Linked DNA regions of Mus musculus: region 2 is linked to region 1. The links are chromatin loops, found by intact Hi-C in ENCODE. Cell type or tissue: heart. All regions are shown on one strand.

Region 1 (8,000 bases):
GACTCCTGATATACAAGAATCAAAGCACAGGTTACAGTGCTGGGGGTGGGGACGGGAACCAGCACTAAGGCAAATCTCTGAGTTCAAGGTCAGCTGGGCCATATGTCCATAGCAACCTGTATCCTCCTTCTGAGATGCTATCCCACAACCAAACCAAAAAAACATGCATATTACGCCCTTCAGTATCCGTGGATGATTGATGTAATATCCATAGGGAACCAAAACTTTAGGATGCTCAGCTCCCTCACATAAAATAGCATTTTTGTTACATAAAACAAAAATCTGAGTATGCTTACTAGATCCACTTTACCAAGTACTTCTAATCTGCAATTGGCTGTACCTATAAATATATAACCCACTGACAGACAGGTTTGTATTTTTGTTTTTGTTTTTAAAGATAGGTTGATTTCTCTGTATAGCCCTGGCTGTCTTGGAACTCACTCTGCAGACCAAGCTGGTCTCAAACTTGGAGACCTGAGTGCCTCTGCCTCCTGAGTGATGGATTAAAGGCATGCACCACCACAGCCCTGCCAGAACCTATTTTAAATTAAAAGTACCTGCTCCTACTTGTAAAGTATTTTGAAGCTTGTTGTTGAGTTTGGTCCTGTATTTGGACTTTTAGTTTGGAAAACATGACTATGTTCAATATGAACAGTTCCACAGACACAATTTTTAATTCAACTTTTTTTTGTTTCTTGAGATAAGCAAAGGCACTACTGCTGAACTATATCAACAGACCCACTAAGTTTTAATAATGGATTTAAACCATGAAAACTTATGGTCGTATATTGGGTGAGTAATAATTTGGAAAACGTTAACTGTTGAAGGCAGACACTGTCTGAAAATCTCCATAAATTAAAAGTTAATATGCAATAGTTCTTGTAGAATAAATGTTTGAATGCTCAAAGATTTCCTTATGAACAGAGGAAACCTTACTGAGTGCTCGCTCTATCATTGTATTGTGTTTATATTAAATGGTTAGGTATTTTACTCATTTATCACTCATATATGTTACCCACTAAATATGCAACTTTAGCCACAAAAAGTATATCTTAATATTACTATTTATTTAATGCCATGGTTTGATTTCTAGGACCTAGGGATACACGTAAGTAGTAGAGAACTTGGCTTACATATGCAAAGCCTATGTATGATCCCCAGCACCCTCATGTCCCCCCAACACAAGGAGAAAAAAAATCCTGAGAGCCATAAAATAGCTCAGTAGGTAAAGGCACTTGCCACCCATCCTGGTAACCTGAATGCATTTTATCCCTGTAACACACATGCATGGTCAAAGACGAGGACCAATTCGTGAAAGTAGTCCTCTGACCTCCACAAACATGTCAAGGCACGTGTGTTCTCACACAGAGACATACGTACACAAAATAGATAAATGTGGCTTTAAAAAAAAAAAGATTGAATCAGCTTAGTCTCCTTTTAAGACTTATTTTCAGAGATCATCAACTTTTCAGGTTTGGAGAAGTCTAATTTTGATGATTCATGCAACAGACTGTTGACAAAATTTTCTTTCACAGGGTAAAGTTAAATGTGATTTTCTTGAAAAACAACTTGAATTTGGGAAGACTAGAAAAGCCAATAACCAAAGACTGCACTTGATTATCAACAGTATCATACTGCTGGAAAAAACTAAAACCAGAGTTATGGACTAACTGGTAATCTTCCCAAAGACAGGCTGAAGTCCTAAATCCATGTTACCTGTACTTATTTGGAAACCAGTGTCTGTGTGGATACAGTACTCAATTTAGGATGAGGACAATTTCAGATGAGGACAGACATAAGTATCTGAGACTGTCCTGTGCCTACAATGCCAGAGATTGGACAACTCTACAAGCTAAAGAACAGAAAGATAGGTGCCATCAAAACCCAGAAGGAAGGAAGGTACCTGTCAAACTTTGCTTTCATACTTTTTGCCGTTAGAACCATAAAAGAGGACATTTCAGTTGTTTTAAGCCACCTAGTTTGTAGTAATCTGTTACAGTAAACCCAGATACTAACACTAGGATTATTATCATTCAGTCTTTTCTATAAATTATTCTGTATTAGAACTGCAAATGACAACAAACAGACCTGGAGCCAAAGGATGGCTCACTGCTTAAAGACGTGCTGGCTGTTCTTACAGAGCACCCAAGCTCAACCCCAGCATCACATCAAACAACTTAGACTTTCTGACATTCCAGATCCAGGGGACCAAATATCCTCACACTCATGTGCACATTTACACACTCAACACAGGCATGAGCAAGCATGCGTGCATACACATGTTTACACACACACACACACAGAGAAATAAAAATAAATCTTAAATGGAAAAAAGGAAAACGCTTCAATTGACTTCAAAATGACTTCTTCAAATAATGACCGCAAATATTTACAAAACTCATTTACAGATTGTGACAAAAAGATGAGAATTGAAATATGTTTTAAATCTCTTTGTACCTAGCAGTTCTGTATTCTTAACACTAAAGGGATTCAGAAGTGAAAGCAGTTAAGATCTTGAGTTGGTGGCTAGCCTGGGCTCCTTCCCCCAAACTGAAATAAAGTTCTATAGTAGCCCGAGTCGGTAATCTCAATTGTAAGAAGCTAAAGCAGGAAAGGCGCTGAGCGGTCTAGGCCAGTCTTTGCAACAGAGTAACAAAGAAACAAAACACCGACCAATCAAATAGAAGCTGGTGGGAAACAGCAGACACCTGAAAGATTTAGCAATGGTCAAAAGTGGAAGAATCCGGACAACAAAAGCTAGGACTGACACATAGACATAAAGTAGTAATTTTTCATTGAACAGAGACGGTGGCCAGAAGGCTCAGCAGCTACAGCACCGGCTGCTCTTGCAGAGGACCTGCCTCCAGTTGCCAGCACCTCATGGCAACTCACAACCATCTGTAACTTCAGTTCCAGGGGATCTCCACAGAAAAATACTATCTTTTTTTAAAAATGATTTTTTTCTTTAACTAAGGAAATAGGAGCATGCCCTCAATTAATAATGTAACAACATTGTTCCATTAATAGTAAAAAAAAACAAAAAAACGTGTCATGGAAGTATATGTTACTGAGAAAATAAAACACGTGGTTATACACTAGCTGTTTAATTTTTCTATAATTAAATTAAGTTCTAGGGCTTGATGTGGTAGTGAATACATTTAATTCCAGCATTCATGAGCGAAGGCAGGAGTTCCAGGCCAGCCAGGATCATATAATGAGGCTCAAAAAAGTCCTTAAATATAAAGCTTACTTATGTTTTAAATTGTGTGTCTTAAGAATATCCGAGAACTCATTACGTCTCCCCTGATGCTTTAGAAAACCACCCCACAAATAAAGTCTTTACTGTTCTGGTTTGGTTTTAGCTGGATGTACTCAAAAAAAAAAAAAAATCCAAGATTGTTTTTGTTTTATCTAGGGTTAGGAAGAGAAAAGGTAAATGAAGTATTAAAGACTGCTAATTTAATCAAGCACAGTCAAAATTTGCTCAGTGCCCAGTTTTGTTAAGATGACACTATTATCCACAAAACTACGAAACAACTGAAATATAGGATACTACTTGTTTCCTCAGTGATGCTTAACACATAATACCCATCACTGGGTAAAAACACCAAAACTAAGCAACTAAATGATACTTGTCTAGGACGCAGCAGAAAGCGGTTGCGCCTGCGTAGTGCGAGTCGCAGAGTCGAAGTTCCAGATCCCGGCCCCCGCCGCCTCCGCCCCTCCACACTCCCTGCCCCTCAAGGGTTCCCACTGCGCACGCGCACTGCTTAACGGCCGCTCAGGCGCCCAACAATTAGTCCCTTGCCTTCTCAAAGGAAACTCTTAGTTCGAAGAATGGGTCGTGAGCCCTCTCCTTAGCCAAAGGCGGTTCCCTTCGGGCGACAGCGGCTCTCTCGCTCACTCTCTCGGGCGGACGCCGGAGCTTCTCCGGAATGAGGTTCTGGCGGTGGCGCCAAGCAGCGTACGCAGCCTGAGTCCCGCTCCGTTCGCCACACTGACCCAGAGGACTTTAGTCCTCCGGCAGGTCCCCCGGGGTAAACTGCTCGTCGCTTACCCGCTCCGGTTCCGGAATACCGCTGTCGCCACCGTTCCTGTAATTCTCTCCAACCTTTCGATGCTTCTACTTCTTCATGAACAAGACAAGATGGCGCCCGGTGGTTCTCACCCGGAAGTGAATGATAATAACATCCGCTTTTCGGCTGAAGTCACACTGATTCTCAGCCAGGCTTACGACCATGTGATCTTACCGACGGGACGAGTCCGCGCCATTTTTGTTGAGGGCAAACCCAACCCACCTCGAGTTGGACCCTCTTGTGTGTGAAGCCCGTGTCATACCCGACACATTTTCATTTGTACAGCCAGCACAAAGCCGAGCCTAACGTTCCGGTACAATGGACGGAATTTAGTAAACTTTAGGCAGGAGACCCTCGAAGAGCAAATGCGTTCTAAGAATCAGTTCCGCTTTGGGAAGGATGCTGAATCGCTTTGCCTCTTTCAGACTACGGAGAGGACCGCAAGTCAAACCCTGCCAACTTGGAACTCACTGTGCCAGGCCTGAGTCGCAGAGCCTGAGTTCTGGAAGCAGGGTGTTTGCTAGGTCTCCTTGTTCACCTCCTAGCATCGCGCCCCCTGGTGGGAACATTTACTCAGTTCAACTTCGCTCAGCTACTCTTTAAGGAAAAGTAACTGAGAAGCAGAGTTTCCACTGGTCCTTCCTTACCTAAACTCCAAGATGGCCTCCCGAAAGGAGGTAAAAGGTGTTTAGCGTGAACAATGTTCATATATCTAAAATGTCAACTTTCCAGACTAGGAGTTTAATTACAAAAGGAAACAAAAATTCTAAGAAACACAGCATTCTTAACCTAAATATTGGAAAATGACTTTCTTGAAATGTCAGTGTAACTAAAAAGAGTTATGAAGGAGAATTCCAGGAAAAAGTCTGTGTCTGCAAAGATTGATTGGAGCTTCAGTGATGTGGAGAGGTTGGAATTTTACAAGTCCAGAGGCTAATTACCCAATCTGGCCCTAGCTTTACCCACGAATTGCCAGTCTTTGCCAACCTCCCCATATTAGAGCTAAATCCTGTGACTAATAGATTAAAAACCTTTTAGAACTTTTAAAAAAATGATTTATTTATTTTTATTTTATGTGTATTGGTGTTTTGCCTGCGTGCATGTCTGTGTGAGGGTGTCAAATCACTTGTTGCTGGACTACAGATAGTTGTAAGCTGCCATGTGGGTACTAGGAATTGAACTCTGGTACCAGCGCTATTAACCACTGCCCCAGCCTTTGGAACTTTTTAACTTAGCTGACTCCCAGTTTCCACCAACCCAAGAGCTAAGAATGTTATCAGATAGCATCTGCAGCGATGTAAAAAGTGTCCCCATCTTGCTGTAGCTTCTGTGATGTACACACCAATGTATCTTAAGCCTGCCTTGGTTTATGACTGTCTGTTCTTTAAAAACTATAAAATGTCATGAAACCACTTCCGTGTTATAAAAGAAATTTGGCATAACTGTGTTCCTTGTGCCATGGACATTCAAATGTGGCTCCACAATAAACTCTCTTATTCCCTTTAATGTGAGAACTCTGTTTTTAGCACCCACACCATGCACTAAAAATCTAAGTCTTTGAGTTGGGAACTGCACAAGAAATATCAAATTACTCTAGAAACAAGACTGTAGTAAACTGAATAAAGAAAATATAGGTAGATGTGAAAATAGGAATGCCCTTTACAAGAAATTCTGTAATTCTCAAATGAAGTATTTGAAAACCATGTAGTCTGTGTGATTAGAATAAAACCCTACTAAGTAAACACCTGCTAGCCTCAAGTTTGCCTTCAACATGTAATTTGGGGAGTGGGGTGGAGAAAACTGCCAATTATCTGGCAATACTATGATGTGAGTTCATGAGGTTAGTACAACTAACTCAGAAGGAGACCTGTACTTGACTATTTCCATTTAGCATCTATAAGAACTCAAGGAGATCTACTAGCAGCCACCAACCCCGTTGCTGGGATTGAAATCAAATGTCACCATACTTCACCTCACTGAGAAACATTCTAGCCAGGAAAATGGACGATCTTTGGTGAAATCTGCTTGGATTAGCAAGGCTATGGAAAATTCCTGCTCCCTATAACCATCTGTAATATATCCCAAGTAAAACTGAAACGAATACTTGGGTGACAACTTTTGCCCTCCAAGGACCTAACATATTAGTGCACAGAAAATTTTACATTGTCAAGTGATTAAATATTTTGACTAGGGACACTAGTGTAAACTAGCCATTTTGGATATCCAAATGGGAGGGCCTATTAAATGCCTTGTAGGGATTGCAGGCACACATCACCACTCCCATGTGTGGATGTCAAGTTCTATTTTATCAGAATATATGCTGTTATGTTAAAGCTCTGAACAGCTATCATATATGAGGTCTGTAATTTGGCTATTGTGTACTGTAATTATCAAGTGCCAGCATCTTGTCTGTATTACCTGGCAATCTACTATTAATGATTACCAGAGAACTTTAACTTCAGGTTTGTTTGTTCCTATTTATAGGGCTGGGAAGATATCATCATTTGTAATGCAAGAAGACTTACTTGTGTTTGATTCCCAGAACCCACACCTAAGAAAACAAAACAAACAAAACAAAACAAAAAGCAGGAGCTGTGGAGTACATTGTGGTCCCAGCACTAGGAGTGATGAAGGTAGACAGATCTCTAACATCTATTGAGTTCAACGTCAATTAAGAGACCCTATCTCAAAAACAAAGGTAGAGGGGCACCTGAGGAATGCTCGTGAATGTCCCCTCCCCCCACATGTGCATATATGCTTATGAGACCTGGTCACCAGGCCACATGTATTCAGCTACTGCCAGTTCAGATAGTACATATGAAGGCTCCCCAATGACCACAAAGTAAGCTGCTGAGTCATTTGTGAATATATCAGAAAGCTAGCCTATCTTGAACAAAAAGCAGCCACTTAAAAATTGTATGCACTAGGGGCTGGAGAGATGGCTTATCGGTTGACTGCTCTTCTGAAGATCCTGTGTTCAAATCCCAGCAACCACATGATGGCTCAGAACCATCAGTAACGAGATCTGATGCCCTCTTCTGGTGCATCTGAAGACAGCTACAGATAATAATAAATATCTAAAAAAGAAAATCACAAATCTAAAAAATATGCAATAGATTAGAAGGTGGTTGACAGAAATAGCTACTAACATTAATGTGTAGAAATTTAGATTATGGTATAGTAAAACATCAGATTTAACTGAGATTCACTATAACCTTCGAGGCAATAATATATATAATGAATTTCTATTTAATGGAAAAGTTTGAAAAGCAAGATACTAGATACTAGATGCTACTGAATGCATTTGACAAGGTAATCTAAAGAAGAAAGTGATGTGTACAGCAACCATGACCAAGGCAGATTTTATAAAAGAAATCATTTAATTGCTTAAAGTTTCAGAGGTTCCGTCCATTATCATCATGATGGTGGCGTGCAGGCAGACACTGGACCAGTGGCTGGGAACTACATCATGATCCATAGGCAGGGAGAGTGACTCTGGGCGTGGCATGGGCCTTTGATACCATGAAGCACATCCCCAGTGACACACTTCCTCCAATAAAGCCACACCTCCCAATTCTTTTAATCCTTTCAAATAGTCCTGGTGCCTAATCATTCAAATATATGAGCCTGTGGGATATTATTATTCAAACCATCACATGAATATAGTCTGACTTGGTGCAGAGGCTGAGTCCCAAAGGTCACTTGAGCCTGGGAGTTAAAGACCAGACTGGGTCATACGTTACAATCTTCTGTGTGTCTGTGCAGGGAGAAGGTAGAAATCAGAAAGGATTAAATGGTTTCTGAAAACCAAAAGGAAAGAATAAAAACAATCTTTTTTTTTAATCTTCTATTCTTTGCAGGATTGTTTTTTGAGACAGGCTATCTCTATGTAGCCTTGGCTCTCCTGGAACTTGTATGGAGACC
Region 2 (8,000 bases), 140 kb before region 1:
CAAGAGATTCCCTAGTCACACAGACCTGCTACCAGTTGCTCAGAACACCAGGAGACACCCAAATGACACTGACACCCAAGCACACCTACTCATGCACACTTTCTCCCCTCTCTCACACTCCTCATCAAACAGGCCCTCCTAGTAGGAATGGTTTTAATACAAAATATTCATAGCTAAGGTTTGTACAGGTAAGAATTTCTAACTTAGGAGTTCAACATTATTCCCATTTCCATATGCCCTATGGCTACCTAGGTGGCAAACATCTTCAAAACACTTCCTCTTTGAAAATGGATAACACCCTAAAGATTTCCGTGGAACAGCTACATTAAAGAGAGTTTACTTTTTTAGCAAAGTACATTAACTTCTCAGAAACTTCTATCCTCAAAGGGCCTCTGCAACCCTATGTGAAGTGATCCTTACCCCGACGGTCAGAAGCAAAGCCGTTGGTGTGCAGTTAAGTCTTACAGCCCAAATCCACAGCCATCACACAGAACCCTTGGCCCACAACTGCCTGTGAAATGAACTAAGCTATCCAATGCTGTCTTCAGAGACAAATACAAATACAGGAAAATCCCACCAGTTCAGAGGCTCGTGGTGAGAGAGAACAGGGAGAGGGGTGATGGGAAGGGATGTGCGATCATGAAACACTAGGGCTTGGTGTCAGTGATACCATGCTGTCACCCAACCACAGGGGGACACCTGACAAGGAAACTGCAGAGGACTCAGACACAAGGAACACTTTCATGCTTCTCTTCCCAACGCATCTCAACCTTCAAAAAAATCTACAACAGTTGACAAGCTTCTGCCTACAGAGTCAACTGCTCTCCTTTATCTCTGCTAAGCTGCCAAGGTCCTAAGCTTTAGCCTCTCCAAATCAATAGACACAGGTAAGTTAGCACTTGCGGGGCAGCAAAGCCCCATTCCAATGCACCCGGCAAAGGAAGAGATGCTGTTCTTAAAGCACAGGGCTGAGGACCATGCGTAGCTGCTGCTGATTTGCCAAGCTCCTTCCAAAGTTCCGCCAGCAAAGTCACAAGGAGAAATGGCACAGTCCTAATTGGTTTTGTGTGTGTTTCATCTGCACAGCCTTGGCAAGTGACTGCACTTGTTGCCCAAGTATGAAAGTCCTTTGCCCTCCGACCCTAACATTTATGAAGCACGATGAAGAAGAAAATAGGTTCGTGTTGCACCACTTCCCAGAGGTTTAAAGCATCACACTAATGCTGCCACGTGAGTCCCCACAACACCCCTGTGAGGTAGGTAGGTGGAGAGTATTGTAACCCCCACTGTACAGGTGGGAGAAATGAGGCACACAATAGTTAAAGGACCTGCCCTGAACCACACAGCTAGTCACCGGCAGGGTTGATAATGAAACTCGTGTTGTGTAGCACCCCCACTCAGCGCCGCACAAGTAACAGCCATCCAATGAAAATTGGTGGACTTCACTTGACTTCTGTCTCGACATACAAGTACACACACACACGTACAACAGCAGCCAAGGGACATGAGCTCCTATGTCTTTTCTGATGGTATTTCTCATTACTTAAAACCCCAGTTGATGAAAGATGGTCAAGAATCCATCTGACAACCAAGTCCCCCGTTGAAAAGGATCAATAGAACACCCAGTTGACAACCCACTCGTGTACCTGCCCTCCCACACAATATTGGTTTTCTAATGAAAACAAAAATGGATTTCAGGTACCATGCTGATATTTGTTTTGTCTGTTTTAGACGGAGCCATCTGAATGGTTCTGGTTTTGTTTGTACAAAAACGAAAAACAAGGAAAAGAAATAAGGCGGCTTATAGTCCAGTTAGCATGTGAAAACTGGTCCAGGCCTGAAGATCTCCTCCCAGCTCAAATGGATTTCTATCTGGGAAATCAGACCAACCCCAGGGAGCGGTGGCTCCTGAGGACGAGGCTCCGTGATGGGGCATCACTTGCACTGTTCGTGGTCTGTGTAGTCATCCATCTCCACATCGGAGTCAAAGAGAGAGTGTCCGGTGAAATCCGTGTCTGGGGTCCTGGAGAAACTGTTCTCAGCCCCCTCGTCCTCAAAGGTCTCTGTCCTGGAGTAAAAGCTAAAATCCAGCATGGGTGTGTGAGTCTTGCTGCCCTCGCTGCTCTCCTCAGACTCATAAATGGTGTTGTCATCATCGTGGTGCCACTCGGGCCAGAATTTCCTCCTGATCCTCTCGCAGTACATGGCCAGGTTGATCAGCTCGCCTGCAGTGTGGCAGAGAGGCAAGAGTTAGCACTCAAACGCAACGACCTAACAGTGCTGTGGTCAGAATGTCTGTGCTCCCCACCCCCAGGAGCCCTCACGACTGGCATTAAAACCTCAGGATTGATGGAGCAGGAGAAGTCAAGGACATCACAAAAAGATCTATGGAGCCAACTAACCTGGGCCCTCGGGAACTTGCTCACATAGACTAAACCATCCACCAAAAAGCAAGCATGGTCTGACCTAAGCCCCCTACACATAAGTAGCAGATGTGCAGTTTGGTCTTCATGTGGGTCCCCTAATAATTGGATTGAGCTGTCTCTGTCTGTTGTCTGCCTTTGGGTCCCCGTCCCCTAGCTGGGCTGCCTTGTTTGGCCTCAATAGGCAAGGATATGCTATTAGTCCTGCTGCAACTTGATGTGCCAGGGTGGGTTGGTACGCATGGGGGGCTCCCCCTTCTCTGAGGAGAAGGGCAGAGGGTAGTGAAGGGAGCAGCTTCTAAGGGTGGGACTGAGAGGCAGGGCTGTGATCAAGAATGCAAAATGAATAATAATAATAATGAAAACCAAAATAAAACAAACAAAAAAGACCCAAACAACAACAAAACCTCCAAAACAAGGCTCAGCTAGTGGTCCTTCTGCTATATGCGGACCTGGTAAGGAGGCATTTCGTCTGTGAACAAGAAAGAAGGACCTCCTAAGATACCGAGTCTTCCACACCATGATCGTGGGCTTCCCAACTTCAAGCACCATGAGAAAAAATTATCTTTTTCATATGAACCACCTAGTTCATTATATGAAGGGGACATGACATAGTTACTGGGCATCCCAAGTAACGTTGAAGGACGAAGCCGGGTGGATATTAACACTATTTTTTCACAGAGATATTGTCAAAATATTTGAAATTTTATGTGCACAGTAAACATCTTTAAAAAAAGAAAAGTTAAAAGCAGGCTAAGTGAACAAAGACAGTGTGTTCTCTCTACAGCAGACAGAAGCAGAGGACACTCAAAAATGGGCAGCTCTATCTAACCATCTGGTTTTGTGAGACAATTTACCACTTCATACCAAAAGGACTAATGTGACCATTCATTCATATTTAAGTCAATTTATAAACATCAACCCAGGCACAAACCCTTTGACGTACTATCTGTCCTGCCTGTAAGATATGTCAGGGCAATGATGGTACAAAGCTTATGGGAGTAGCCAGCCAATGTATGATGTGACATGAGGCCCACTCCATGAGACGGAACCCATACCTAACACTGCATGGGTGACTAAGAACCAGATACTAGAGAGGTAAAACCAAATACTACTGGTTTAAAAACATATCAATAAAATGACACGTAATGATAATCTGCTATTCTCAGAGATCCGTGCCTTATTCTGTCATCATCAGGGAAGTTTCTTCCAGCAGCTGATGGCAACAGATGCAGAAACCCTCAGCCAGGTATTACATGGAGAGAGTCGGGGACGGGGATAAAAGGGATGTCTCCATCAAATTCCTCTCCCCAGAACTCCAGGAGCCTCTCAAAAGAGAGAGCAGAAAGAGCTAGAGGTGGATGGAAGACACCAGAAGAACATGGCCCTCTGAATCAATGAGGCAGGGCTCATACGAGCTCCCAGAGACAAAAGCAGCAAGCATAGGGCCTACTGGGTCTGCACTAGGTCCTCTGTGTCTAGCATAGCTTTGAGTTTAGTGTGTTTATGGGACTCTGAGTGTGAGAACATGTGGGTCTCTGACTCTCATGCCTGCTCTCAGGACTCTTTTCCGTCTGCTGGGTTGCCATGCCCAGCTCCAATATGATGGGTTTGCTTCTTGTTAGACTTTATTTTGTCCTGTTTGGATGTTATCGCCTAGAAGCCTGTCCTTTTCTAGTGAGAAATAGAAAGGGCGTGGATCCAGAAGGCGACGGAGCTGGGAGAAACCAGGAGCAGAGAGGGGAAACTATAATCAGGATATAATGTATGAGCAAAGAATCCTTTTCAATAAAAAAGAAAAATGAACATAAATTTTAAAAAATATTAAAAACTATGCCTTATATTTTCCATACACAGTTCAGAATTGTTCTTACAGATTAATGTGCCTATAAAGAGATATAGTAAAACTTGTGTTTTCACTTTTAAATATTTAAATTTAAACAAATCTAAACAAAAATTCTAAATATCAGACTACCATTTCTCAACTCCAAAAACAAAAAATGAAGAAATTGCAGAAATGGAATGAGTTTTGCCTTTGATCCACTAGATGGCAGTGTTGCTTATAAATAGTATTTGACACCTCTTACTGTAAGACTGTATATCTTTATAGCTATATAAACATTTCACTTCTTACATATGTAATCCATGTTTAGTTTAAAAACTAGGAAATTTCAATAATCAAAATAAAGAATTTCTAGTAACCCATTCTCAATAACGTTTTTATACCCCTATAGAAAATACTTCCAAGTGTTTACATAAACTTGCACTCACTAGAGTCTGTTCCTGATCCTCTCCACTGACAACACAGAGCCAGGACCTCCGAATGTGACAGTACAGCAGCCACAGTCATCTCACAGTGCGCTATGTGGATGTGTCACACTCTAATTATTTCCTCTAGTCCCTTGTCACAGTCATTTGATTTGTTTCTACACTGATGGCCCTGTAGATTACAGTCTATCTACCCTGGTTTATTTTTTATTAAAGAAAATAACAATTCACAAGACTACCAGTCTGTGGATAGAATCCACAATAACACACAAATTAAAAGAGAGCACTTACCATGTCATGCATTCAAGGTAATCGCAACTATCATATTAATTTGATTTGTCTTTTTTTCTTATCTGACTATTAGACTTGTCATTACCTTTTATCCCATGTACCCCACATTCTCGTTCCCTTAAAGAGACACATATAAAATGTTCCATTTTCTCCTTTAGGGAAAGGCATGGGACATCTTCCTGGGTACCACTGATAATCACAGTGACCGAGAACTATAAACGAATGTTACGGCCACAGCAAGAAAGAGGAAAAGACCTCCTCACGTGGGAGAGAGACATTGGAGGTCCCAGATGCCTCTCTTGAACTTAATCCCCAGGAGTTGTGCCAAAGGAATCCTAGAGAGTGAGAATCTTACCCTAGTGGTACAGGCCTATAGTTCCAGCAGCTTGAAAGCCTGAGGCAGGAGGATCAGAAGGGGGAGGTTTGCCTGCTGTGGTGGTTTGGAGGCAAATGGACACCATAGGCTCATATATTTAAATGTTTAGTCACCAGAGGATGGCACTACTTAAAAGAATTAGAAATATTAGGAGGTGTGGCCTTGTTGAAGCAGGTGTGTGTGGCCTTGTTGGAGGAAGTGTGTCACTGGGGGTAGGCTTTGAGGTTTCAAAAGCCCATGCCAGTCCCCGGCATTTCCTCTGCATGCAGATGAGGATGTAGCTCTCAGTCACTTCTCCAGCGGCAGGCCTCCTGACGCACTGTCTGTCATGATGACTACAGACTAACCCTCTGAAGCTGTAGGCCAGCCCTGAACTCAGTGCTTTTTTTTTTTTTTTTTTTTTTTTTTTTTTATGAGTTGCCATGGTCATGGTGTCTCTTCACAGCAATAGAATGGTAACTAAGACATCTGGGCCACAAGGGTGAGTTCAAGGCCACTGTAGTGGCTGTTCCTGGTTGTCAACTTGACTATATTTGGACTGAACTACAATCCAGAATTGGAAGGCTCACCAGTGACCCTTATCTGGAGGCTGGGAGATAGAAGTTTCTGATCTGGATCTTGGTATGGAGATCTTGAGGCATAGTGGCTATGGATTCCAGATTAAGACAGGGAGATCTCCCAATTCAAGGTCATCTGGGATTAAAGGTGTGGTGGCACACATGTTTAATCTGGGCTTCACCTTCTGCTGGAGACCATATAAGGAAGAAGGGAGTCTCGCTCTCCTTCGCCTGCTTGCTGTGTGGGACTGAGTAGCTGCTAGATCCTTGGACTTCCATTCACAGCTACTACTGAACCATTGTTGGGAATTGGACTGCAGACTGTAAGTCATCAATAAATTACTTTACTATATAGAGACTATCCATAAGTTCTGTGACTCTAGAGAACCCTGACTAATATAGCCACCATGGACAACTTAATAAGACTGTCTTTAAGAAAAGTACCCAAGGAACTGAAGGGGTTTGCAGCCCCATAGGAGGAACAACAATATGAACGAACTAGCAACCCCAGAGCCCCCTGGGACTAAACCACCAATCAAAGAAAACACATGCTGGGAGTTGTGGCTCTAGCTGTATATGTAGCAGAGGATGGCCTAGTCAGTCATCAATGGAAGGAGAGGCCCTAGGTCTTGTGAACGTTCTTTGCCCCAGTATAGGGGAATGCCTGGGCCAGGAATGGGAGTGGGTGGGTGGGGAGCAGGGAGGGGGTGAGAGAATAGGGGATTTTCAGAGGGGAAACTAGGAAAGGGAATAGCATTTGAAATGTAAATAAAGAAAATATCTAATAATAAATTAATTAATTAATTAAAAAAGACTGTCCCTAAATGTAAAAGTAAAAAGAAAGGGCTGAAGACATGGTTAAAGAACACTGTCCTACCATGTAGACACTACCATATCCGGGGATCCATCCCATAATCAGCTTCCAAATGCTGACACCATTGCATACACTAGCAAGATTATGCTGAAAGGACCCTGATATAGCTGTCTCTTGTCAGAGTATGCCTGGGCCTAGCAAACATAGAAGTGGATGCTCACAGTCGGCTATTGGATGGATCACATGGCCCCCAATGAAGGAGCTAGAGAAAGTACCAAAGAAGCTAAAGGGATCTGCAACCCTATAGGTGGAACAACATTATGAACTAACCAGTACCCCGGAGCTCTTGACTCTAGCTGCATATGCATCAAAAGATGGCCTAGTCGGCCATCACTGGAAAGAGAGGCCCATTGGACACGCAAACTTTATATGCCCCAGTACAGGGGAACGCCAGGGCCATAAAAGGGGAGTGGGTGTGTAGGGGAGAGGGGGTGGGTGGCTATGGGGGACTTTTGGTATAGCATTGCAAATGTAAATGAGCGAAATACCTAATAAAAAATGGAAAAAAAAAAAAAAAAAAAAACCACTGTCCTAGCCATGAGAAACCTCGGGCTTCATTCCTAACACTGACCAAAAAGAAATAAAAAATTAAAAAAGTGGGAGGGGGAAGAGGAAGAGAGGGAAAGTGGGTAAGAGAAGAAAAGCAAGGGGAGAAAGAAAATAAAATCAGGCTCTAGCCACAAGATCTAGAGACATGCAGTGTTTAAGGCTCCCTCACCAGGCTGCCTGCCTTCCTATATAACCTTGCTTCTTTACATTTCCTCCAGAAGAGTTGTCCCTAGCGGTGAGACATTAATGTCACTTCTGTGTGAGATCATGGAGACTGCTAAGCCCATCAGTCGACAGTGACATGGTCCTCATTGTGAACAACACAGCATTACAAGAGCTTTACCCCTCTGCTGAGCTCGTATGAACCCCCACCATCCTCAGTCCCTACCATGATCTTACAGGCTCTGCTGAGGAGACAGACTGGCCTCGGATGTAACCATTCTGCACTATTTGTCGTGGACCAATAGTGTTTCTTCCTACAATGGCGAGAGGAAAGGAACTGTTCCCTAACAGCACTGAGTCATGGTGGAAGAAGTGGTAATTCTAGTGGATAGTTGAGAGGGTTTGCCGTGAGGAGCAAGGACTGGGAGCCTACGCATCACATCCTGCCTCGCATCTCATCCTGCCTCTCACAAAGAACGAAACAAAGAGTGAACATCTAG

What was found. Hi-C counts contacts between places; a loop is a spot of excess contacts. Peaks named below come from ENCODE experiments on the same cell type or tissue, not always from the same donor. Only the 100,000 strongest peaks of a DNase experiment are listed, where the experiment ranks them.
Region 2: it touches region 1 in a loop (12-fold over the local background); 11 of 42 quality-filtered maps call a loop at or near these places.

The regions. Positions count from the first base shown.
Region 1 is chr4:21,844,197-21,852,196 of GRCm38, reverse strand. It overlaps Pnisr (PNN interacting serine/arginine-rich), which reads right to left and starts at 4,149. Exons shown (of 11, transcript NM_001369189.1): 1 at 4,058-4,149. 4930528A17Rik (RIKEN cDNA 4930528A17 gene) reads left to right here and starts at 3,749. Exons shown (of 1, transcript NR_028384.1): 1 at 3,749-5,870. In heart, a CTCF peak has its summit at 4,640 (motif pointing left); DNase peaks (open chromatin) are centred at 3,726, 4,206 and 4,546; H3K4me3 peaks cover 2,576 bases; H3K27ac peaks cover 1,408 bases.
Region 2 is chr4:21,987,523-21,995,522 of GRCm38, reverse strand. Faxc (failed axon connections homolog) reads right to left here. Exons shown (of 6, transcript NM_175234.4): 6 at 1-2,225. The coding sequence ends at 1,936. Among named protein-coding and RNA genes, the nearest start is that of Gm42260, 33 kb to the left of the region's middle. In heart, a CTCF peak has its summit at 4,479 (motif pointing right); no DNase peak of the experiment used is centred here.